2 separate regions of the Homo sapiens genome follow, and region 1 is linked to region 2. The links are chromatin loops, found by intact Hi-C in ENCODE. Cell type or tissue: GM12878. All regions are shown on one strand.

Evidence for each region. A loop is a pair of places that touch in the nucleus more often than their neighbours do. Peaks named below come from ENCODE experiments on the same cell type or tissue, not always from the same donor. Only the 100,000 strongest peaks of a DNase experiment are listed, where the experiment ranks them.
Region 1: it touches region 2 in a loop (4-fold over the local background); 1 of 110 quality-filtered maps calls a loop at or near these places.

The regions. Positions count from the first base shown.
Region 1 is chr11:94,467,262-94,472,261 of GRCh38, forward strand. It overlaps MRE11 (MRE11 double strand break repair nuclease), which reads right to left. Exons shown (of 20, transcript NM_005591.4): 8 at 4,313-4,498; 9 at 3,210-3,381; 10 at 552-632. Among named protein-coding and RNA genes, the nearest start is that of MIR548L, 3.2 kb to the left of the region's middle. In GM12878, a CTCF peak has its summit at 2,051 (motif pointing left); a DNase peak (open chromatin) is centred at 2,400; H3K4me3 peaks cover 364 bases; H3K27ac peaks cover 2,556 bases.
Region 2 is chr11:93,532,939-93,537,938 of GRCh38, forward strand. All of the region lies in intron 1 of SMCO4 (single-pass membrane protein with coiled-coil domains 4), which reads right to left. It also overlaps the pseudogene SRP14P2. Among named protein-coding and RNA genes, the nearest start is that of SMCO4, 8.0 kb to the right of the region's middle. RefSeq lists enhancers at 3,063-3,132, 4,726-5,000. In GM12878, no CTCF peak of the experiment used is centred here; no DNase peak of the experiment used is centred here; H3K4me3 peaks cover 3,828 bases; H3K27ac peaks cover 2,420 bases.

The DNA of each region.
Region 1 (5,000 bases), 930 kb after region 2:
GATAAGCAGATTTATAGGCACAGGAAACAATCCTAATAATAACCAAAACAAATAAACCGTACATAGATTAGAAGGATGTGTTACGGGGAAAAAAATAAGAAGAAAAGAGGAAGCAGAAGAAGGTAAGTGAAATCAGGGCACTGGAGAGAAGGTAGGGGCTGCAATCTTGATGATAGGGCTGCAGTGAGGTGACACGGGAGCAGACTAAAGGGAGATAAGAGCACATCCCACATGCCCAAGAAACTGCGAGAAGGCCAAGATGCCTGGAATGAAGTGAGTAGAGGAGGTAGTTAAAGATGAAGCCAGAGAGCTCAGCCAATCTATTAAATATAACAACAAATTATTTAGAAAATGAGAAAAATAAGTTACCAAACCTATCACTTAAACTGTGATTAACTCAAATCCTTATATCTTTGTTTTTGCCTCCGATGGTGATTGCTCTTCTTATTACTATGAGCACTCTCCTCACTACTTTTCAAAGAAACCATGTAAACTGTACATTACTATGCTTTGAAAATTAATAATATTCAATCTATATAAATAGGACTTACTCGCAGTCGTACAAGAGGCTTCTCTGGCTGGTGAGAATTACCCAGACGTTCCCGTTCAGCATTTTCAAGCATTTCTTCAATCTCAAAATTTTTAAAAAGATTAAAAAACAACGTAGTAAACTGAGTTTAACTTGGCTGAATAGCAGCTTATTACCACAGGAATTTTCCTGAACTACATAATCATCTTTATTTCCTAGGTCATTTATGACACCTTTTCAAATATACCTTCTTGTAATGCTCCTTTAATACTATTCCTTAATGTTTTCCTTTCATGAAAGTTCTTCATAATTTTTCAATCTCTAAAATAATTCTTTTAGAATAAAACTTAAAATATTACTACTCATGTTTCAATAAGGCTTTCCTCAGCTTACCAACTTAAAACCAAGTAAGTCTAGTTTTTGCAGTCATATGATCCATGGGAGACTCACCAGAAGATTTAGGGATCAATAAGCAAGGACTTTAGATTATTTATCTTGGAAGAGTTCAAGGTAAAAGAAAATAAGACTGATGTTTTCAAATATGTGGAGTTGTCTCATACTCTGAGAGGATAAGATTATAACATCTTAGACTTGAAAGAGTTCTGAAGACAAAAGCACTTGTTCTATATTGTTCTTAAGGGTAAAACCAAGTTACAAGGAGACAGCACTAGATTATTTTCATAAATGGCTGTGTGCACAGTGATTAGATATCTCCAGATGGCCAACTTCATAGCTGAACAATTCTAGTTCTTAGAAAGTTCTTGTATTGGAACAAAAACTGCCTTCCTATAACTTGGTCCTGATCTCAAGAACAATACAGAACAAGTGTTTTTGTCCTCAGATTTCTTTCACATCTAAGACTTTATAATCTTGTCCTTTAAACTGTCTGTAACAATGAAGTCCAAAAGAGTTTTCTGCAATAATTTTTTCTATGTGCATATTCAATATGGTTGCCAAAACCATATGTGGATATAGAGTACTTGAAATGTGGCTAGTACAAGTGAGAAACTGAATTTTAAATTTAAATGTAAATAATTAAATGTAAACGCCACATGTGCTAGTGAATACATATCAGACAGCACAGAGAAAATCTATAAGAATATGATCTCCTAGGTCAATTATTTCAATCCAACAAGCATTTATAGAGCATCATTTTGCCAGGTACTAGGTCAAGTGCTGAGACAGAAAAGTAAGATATGGGTCCTGTCCTCAAAGAGTTCAGAAGACACTCACATGCTTATAAAAAATAATATAACTTAACTAAGTACAATAACAGAAATGTACATAAAATACAGAGATAACAGAAAGTTATGTGCACACCTGGTGTTTAAAATGAACCTCTATTACTTTGTGTCACCAGCGTCTACTTTCCTCTCTGGATTCATGTCACCAAAGCCCACAGGATTTAGGTGAAGTTCATACAGTAGACCTCAACCAGAGGTGACTTTGCTTCTCTAAGGACATTTGGCAAGGTCTGTAAACATTTTTGATCATCACGACCAGTTAGAAGGGGTACTACTGGCATCTAGTGGGTACAAACCAGGGAGAATACTGCTAAACATCCCAGAGTGCACAGAACTGCCTCCCACAACAAAGAATTATTAGTACAAAATGTCAACTAAGCCAAAGTTGAAAAACCCAGGTCTGACTCCAGGGAAGGGCACATGACTCAGGCCTGGATCAATCAATGCAAAAGCAATTAATGCATTTTCTATCTCTTTGGCTTGAGAGATTGGATTTAGGGATGCCAGAATCTTAATCTATGTTTGAGTTTCTAGAGTCAATCATCTTGAAACAAGCGTACACTTTTGGTTACGTGAGCTACACACTGCTCAAAAAGCTGTGACACTGAATGAGTCACCTTATCTAAGGTTCAGTTCCTCTAAACTATAGATGGTAGAAACTACTCACATATAGTATTGTTGGCTAGATTAAATGCTGTCAACAGTGCACATCACATACAGTAAATCAGTAAGTATCACTGGTCATAATTATTATCATTGTTACTATGTTACCTGATTTTTCATGAAAAGAAAACATAGTAGGACAGCTGACACAGAGTTAAGAACTGAGCGTCAGCAAGTGATGCTAATTAAGCTGTCAAACCACATATTATTAAATGCATTAATCCACCCAACCTTAGTAGTGGCTGAAATTTTCTAGAGATTTAGGGGTGGCAATGTGCATAGAGAGGGAGGTTTGGGACTTACATTGCAGCAATAGGGTGGATAGCAAACACATTTTTCACATTTCATTTGGGGTAGCTTTCAGGGTGAAAGGGACGCCTAATACAGATTATTAGAAGCTAAGGCTTTTCTCACACACGATAGTCTCCCATTCCTCAATCAAAGTTACTGCCTGCTTTCATAAATAAAATGAACAAATCATCAAATCAGGATTAAAAAGGAGAAAAGATTATGTATTATGTTTTTGAAAAGGAAGAAAGAAACTAGGAGAGAGATTTAATTTTTTTTAACATCCAGTATTCCTCTCTCTCAATGACTTAAAAAAAAAAATCTTGGACACAATTAAACACATTCACTGAAGAACAGTGTCCTTACAGGCTTCATGAGAATGTAATCAACATAAAGGCTTCCCTCTACTCTATTAAATTACTTAATTGAAGGTGAATAATTCTTCAACTAAAGTAGATCTCATTGACTTTATCAAAAAGAATTACCTTCTCCAAACAGAAGCTTTGTATGGCTTGGGTTACTTTAGGATTATCTGGGTTAAAAATGTCTGGATGATTAGCTAGAACAATATCCTCCATGAAAAACTGCCGCACTGTGTGAAGAGGAATTTTATGCATATTCATCTTCCTCCCTTTAATACGCAGCAAACCAACATGTCTGAAGTGGAGAGAAATGAACACCGAGTCACAGTGTAAATTTCCTCAGGGTGATGTGCAAACGAAAGCTTTCATATTTCTTAGTTTCTAAAAATGCTTCTTTATAAAATCATACTCTTAAAAATAAATGTTTCTGCTAATTTAACCTTAATGTTATCATCACAGGAAAAGATGGTAGACATTTTCCTTCCCCAGAGTAAAATCAACTCATCCATTATTATCCCTGTCTGATCAGTCTTGTAAGATAGACATAATAAGCATAAAAAAATGTTAACAGGACTATGATGGTAGCATATGTAGACTATAGTATTACATCTATATACCTATGTATATGTACATACATGTACACATATAGACAAAATGATTTTGCAGTGGACTCATGAAGAAAAAAAACCAACCAACATAGATTCTACTACCATATTCTTTAACCCTATTATCATTGTAACAATCAGAACTCAAGTGATTCAAAAGATAAAACCCATAATAAAAATTGAGTTTAATCACTGTTAACTACTTCTTACAATCATATCATTCCCCCAAAAATGTTTTAAAAATGAGATCTATTATACTGCACTTATAATCAGAAAATTTTCAATTAAATGGTTTTAGGATAATTTTTTATAATGAACTTTGTGAAATTAGTAATCATCAACCTAAAACATCTACCTTGAAATATAATAAAAATGTGCATCTTGAATTTGCCTAATGAGCAGCAAAATAACACCAATTGGATGCTCTCTTTTTGAAAATGGCTTAAAATCTGGAAAAACAATAAGACTACACAGAATGATCAATTTTCAAAAATAAAGCTATCATATAAATGACAATACTGCCAGTTAGCGGTAACCTTAACATAGGCCTTAAACCTATGAGATGATTAGTTATTATAGCAAAGATTTCTTAAAAATTGGCTCAAAATATATAACACTCACTTCTTTACAGCTTCTCCTGGGGAAAGAGAAGTAACCACTGAGCTTCCAGGTTGTGAGATATAAAACAGCTGTTGTTCATTTTTGGTTGGAGCTATTTTACACTCATGTTCATGGCCCCAGATAACAAGATCAATGAAGTCATCCAAAAATTGTTCTGGAATGAAGTTAGTACTTCCATGTTTACTCCTGTATCAAGATTTTGAAAAATATAAATTCGGTGATTAGAAAAATTTCATATTATTGAAGTCTATACAGATCTTTCTTTCTCCATTCACTAAAGATTTTATTGCATCCTTCTATGTACCAGAAAGTGTGCACAGGATTGGGAATGTAAAGATCATCAATGCTAACTCCTGACCTTGAGAGCTTTACAAACTTATTGGACACAGACAAGTGGAAACCCGAAAAGAGAAAGCAGTCAATTCTATATTTGGAGGAAGATCATGAAAGGTTTTACATAGGAAGGATTTCCCCTTTGGTCAATCAGAAAAGCATGAATTCTATCAATAGTAGAAATCTATAAATCAGTCTAACTATATACTAGAGAAAACACACAGAAAATGCAAGTAAGTATAAATATGTCCAGTAATTTCTTAACATTATCTTTTTACTAATAAATATAATGGGAGTAAAAACATCAATCTCACATAAGTGCTAAGAGTTTTCAATATCAAATATTAAATAAACA
Region 2 (5,000 bases):
CTTCTGTTCAGTGCAAAATCACCAACACCTAGAACAGTGTATTTCCTGAATGAATTCTGAGTGAAGGAGGATAAGCTTAAAGGCAGGCAGGGGTGCTATACTAATCCCAGAGGGCCAAACGGAGAGGCAGATGTTCTCTTTTCAGAGACACGAGAGCCAGGGAAAGACTGAATTGGATCTTGCTCATTTATTCGATAAATAATACTGACTGCCACACCAGTCCCCAGGAGAGCTGCTCCATGCAGGAAAAACTAACGACATACATGGTGTGGTGGGAAAGAGGGAGCAGGATCCAGTCTTTGCCCTCCCCTTGATTACAGGTGACCAGGGGAATGAAACCAGCAGACATCAACCTGTGGCTGGCACTGTAGGAATAGAAGAACATGCATATCTCAACCTCATCTCACAAGAACCTTGGGAGGAGTAAACGGCAGACCTTTGTAAAGTGCCTAACACCATGTCTCTTTCCTGCATCTGGCTATAAGCAACACATGGCAGTGCAGGGAAGAAGGGAAAGAAATCTCAACTCCCCAGAGCACAGAGAGCTGGGCCTACTTGTGCTCTGTCCTGGCCATCTGTGTAGCTTGAGGCAGACACTTTGGCTTTCAGGGCCCCACTCAGCCACCTCGAAATAAAGGGTAGAGGTTGCACTAGCAATCCCCTAACCCTCAGTCTATCTAAAAAAAGAGAAAAGGCCTCTGCGTGTGGGGCTCTGATGTGCACAAAGGAGGGGATTCTGCAGGAGCAATGGTATTGGAAGAGAACATCCCAACTCAACTCTCCTGCCCCACCTAAGGCCTCCACCGAAGCCTCCCACCTTCATCCCTTTTAATTCCCATAGCCCCCACCCTCATCTGCCCCGACAGCTACTAATCTCCTGACCTCTTCTCTTTAATGTTACCAGATTAAGTCTACTTATGTAATATGCAAATATGATATGTAGTCACTCATTTTAAAACAGTTATTAGCCAGGTGTGGTAGCTCACGCCTGTAATCCCAACACTTGTGGAGGCCAAGGTGGGCAGATCACTTTAAGTCCAGGGTTCAAGACCAGCCTGGCCAACAAACACAGTGAAACCCCATCTCTACTAAAAATACAAAAATTAGCCAGGCGTGGTGGCGCACACCTGTAATTCCAGCTACTAGGGAGGCTGAGGCAGGAGAATTGCTTGAACCTGGGAGGCAGAGGTTGAAATGAGCTAAGATCGCGGCACAGCACTCCAGCCTGGGCGACAAAATGAGACTCCGTCTCAAAAAAAAAAAAAAAATATATATATACACACACACACACACACACACACACACACACACACACACACACACAAACACATATATATATACATATATACACACACACATATATATACATATATACACATATATACACATATACATATATACACATATATATACACATACATATATATATATATATATAGAGAGAGAGAGAGAGAGAGATACATATATATATGGAAAAGGGAACACAAATAGGTGGAGTTACTTACAATTACCAAGTACTAATTAGGTAATATGCTGAGAGATTTATAAACATTATTCTTTTAATCTTCACAACAACCCTGTGAGGCAGGTACTAATTATTATTCCTAACTTACAGGGAAAAGCTGAGGCCCAGGGAGATAAAATAGCTGCTCAAGGCACACACCCATAAGGTGCTGAATGGGAGCTGGGTCCAGTGTGGCTCAACTCTGCAGTCCCTTCATCTCCCAAGGGTTCCCCCTCCACCACTCCTGCTCTCTGCCCCTTTGAGCAATAGGTAAAGGACTCTGTGGTCCAGTAAGCCAGGGCTTTCCGAAGCCCACTGTGTCCACTGGACAGCCCAGCCTGCAGGGAGGGCCCCGAGATCAGCCCATTCATGGAAGCCACCAGACGCCTTCTCTGCCAGCCCATTGTGTCACACCCCTCAAACACCTTCTAAGAAGTCATCGCTTCTCCCCAGAGCATCCTGCTAAGGGTCAAAGCACCACAATATTCCCATAGCAAGCCAGGAGAGGGGGAATAATCACATGCAACTAGAAGAAAACATCTGCTTTACCACATTCCTGGAGGCTTTTCCAGAAGCAACAGTGCCTGATTTTCCAGCACGCAATCTTTAAGTGTCTTCCCAGTGCCCCTCCCCAGTCTCCAATCCACGCCTCAGCAGCACAGGACAGACTGATCTTAATACTTACGGACCCTTGATTCCTCAGATGAAAGGTTTGGAGAAATACTCTGGCAAGTTACACCAAAATTAAAATGTCCTATTACCATAACTAGCATCCGGGAGAAACAGAGAATGTGAAATCAGGAGCTCTTGCTTCCAGGTACCACAATGCCACCACTGGTGGCATGACGCTTACACCACCCTGAGCTGAGCCATGGTCCTTGAGGGTTTGGTTCCCTCATCTTCTATAGTTGCTATGGACCCACCACTCTTAACATCTACGATCTCAGCAATAAGAATCAAGAAGCCAAATAACCAGTTCTCACTGCTAGGGGCTTAAGCAGAGGGAGTCGAGCCAGAGTCGCCGCGATGGTGTTGTTGGAGAGCGAGCAGCTCCTGACGGAGCTGACCAGACTTTTCCAGAAGTGCTGGACATCAGGCAGCATCATATCACCTTGAAGAAGTATGACAGTCGAACCAAATCCATTCCAAAGAAAGGTACTGTGGAGGGCTTTGAGCCTGCAGACAACAAGTGTCTGTTAAGAGCTACCGATGGGAAAAAGAAGATCAGCACAGTGGTGAGCTCCGAGGAAGTGAATAAGTTTCAGATGGCTTATTCAAACCTCCTGAGAGCTAACATGGATGGGCTGAAGAAGAGAGACAAAAAGAACAAAACTAAGAAGACCAAAGCAGCAGCAGCAGCAGCAACAGCAGCACAGTAAAGGACATACATTTCCTGCTTTCACCAATTAACCACTGAATTGCTATTTTTTCCTTTTGGCCACATAGCTAGGTTTCTGGTTCCCCCACAGTAGGTGTTTTCACATAAGATTAGGGTCTTTTTGGAAAGAATAGTTGCAGTGTTTATAGGATAGTTGTGGTAAGAATCTAGTTTATTTTGCATTTGGCTAATTGGTCTGTGCTGCATGGTTATATACTCCTGGATTATAGATAAAAAGTCTCCGTAGACATCTCTGTGAAGAGCAAGCTATCATTAAACATGTCTGTTTATCAAGAAAAAAAAAAGAAGCCAAATGATGAGGTTTGCAACCTCACCAATAATAAATGAAATGCCTACTGAACAATGATCCATTTCTTTCACCCAGGGGAATGGCAGCCCATTACCACTGACAACAGGAACTAGCACATCTCTTGAGAGCATAGTATGGGTACTGCTGCAACATTTTAAATGAATTTAACATTTGACATGCCAATTCTACTCCTAGAGAAACATGTGCATACTAATATGTATGAATGAAGATATAATAGCAAAACTAATGAGTTAGTTTATATGTCTACCAGTAGGGGACCAATTCATAAATTATGACATAACTACACTGGAAAATATTTTGTAGGCAAATAAAAGACAAATTAAAAGAACAGAGAAGAGCTACATGCATGAAAAGCTCTCGAAAATATACTATGTGAAAAAAGCAGTATGATGCAATCAGATTCATGCTTCTAAAAGAAGGAAAACCATAGTGTATTTGTGTATACAGGCTTGACAGTTTCAGGACACGGATCCAACTGCTAACACCAGTTATCTCTGAGGACCTGGAGGAGCTGGCACCTGGGGAGGGGTGCTGGGTGAAGGGGAATGTGACAAGTCTGCTGTGTCCTTCTGCACTATTTAAATGCAAGGGCAGGCTGCAGGAGAATACATTTACATATTACCTATATGATTTCAGAAAAAAAGCACCTAAACTGATTAAAAAACCACCACCACCAAAACAAGCTACTTATGCTGATGTGAAATTGCTGCACCAATTTGAACAGGTTTCTATGCTGCACTTCCAGGTCTTCCCAAGACTGACAAAGTTCAAGCCAATTTCTGCAGTACTGATGACAGACTGAATTGGGACTAACAAGGAAGAAGGAAAATGTGGGATGCAAGGAAAACATCTGTAAAAGCTCTGTGGAAGCTGCAAACCAGTCCTACCCTGAACCTGCTCATCACCAAAACTCACTAGTTCTGGGGCCTTCCTCCCTCTCATCCCTATAGGATGAGAAATAAGCCAAAACCGGAATCAAGAGAGAATTCCCTTTCCCACGGCAGAGGGAGGCCTCCACTGTCACCAGCAGAGCTGCTCCCAGGCAAAGCCAAAGAAACGGCCTGGCCAAACTCCACCTTCCTGACAAAGGCACCATGTGCCAGGCTCCTGGGATTGCAGGGACAGCCAAGACTGGCAGCCCTGAAGCCCACGCATTTGAGTCCCTCCACTTCGGCAAACAGCCCAGGAATCTTTTCACACTCACTACTGAAATCCAAACTGAACCAGTATACAAATCAGATGGTCCTGCCAACAAAACAGGAACAAAATGGAAAAAAGGGTGATAAATCAATGATATCCTGGCTAAATATATACTTCTTCTTTCTGCTTGCAGGGGCACTGCTATAGATTTAAACCTTTGATAAATATCTTTTTTGCTTCCCAGTAATAATTAAAGCAAACACACCCAAACACGCACCTAAACACGAAGCAAAAAGAACGAGAAAAGGGCTTTGCTCAGGACATAATGTTCAAGAGGTAGGCATGACAGCTCATATCCACAGGCAGAAATGCTCTTCTCCCATTAAAACATGTACCTGTCTGGCACGGGTTCTTACCCCACAAAAGAAACAACTGGACACTCTAGGGGACTGCCGAGAAGTGCCCTCAGAACAAGAAGAGGTTCCCTCTTTGAGGGAAAAGTGTAAACATCAAGCAGAAAGTGGGTGAGCAGACTCTTGCACGGAGTGACTCACCGGCAGAGACAGCTTGTTGCTGGAGATGCTGGGAGCAGGCAGGTCCAACAGAGGTAACCTGGCTTCCTCCTCGCAGCGAGAACACAGCCCAAA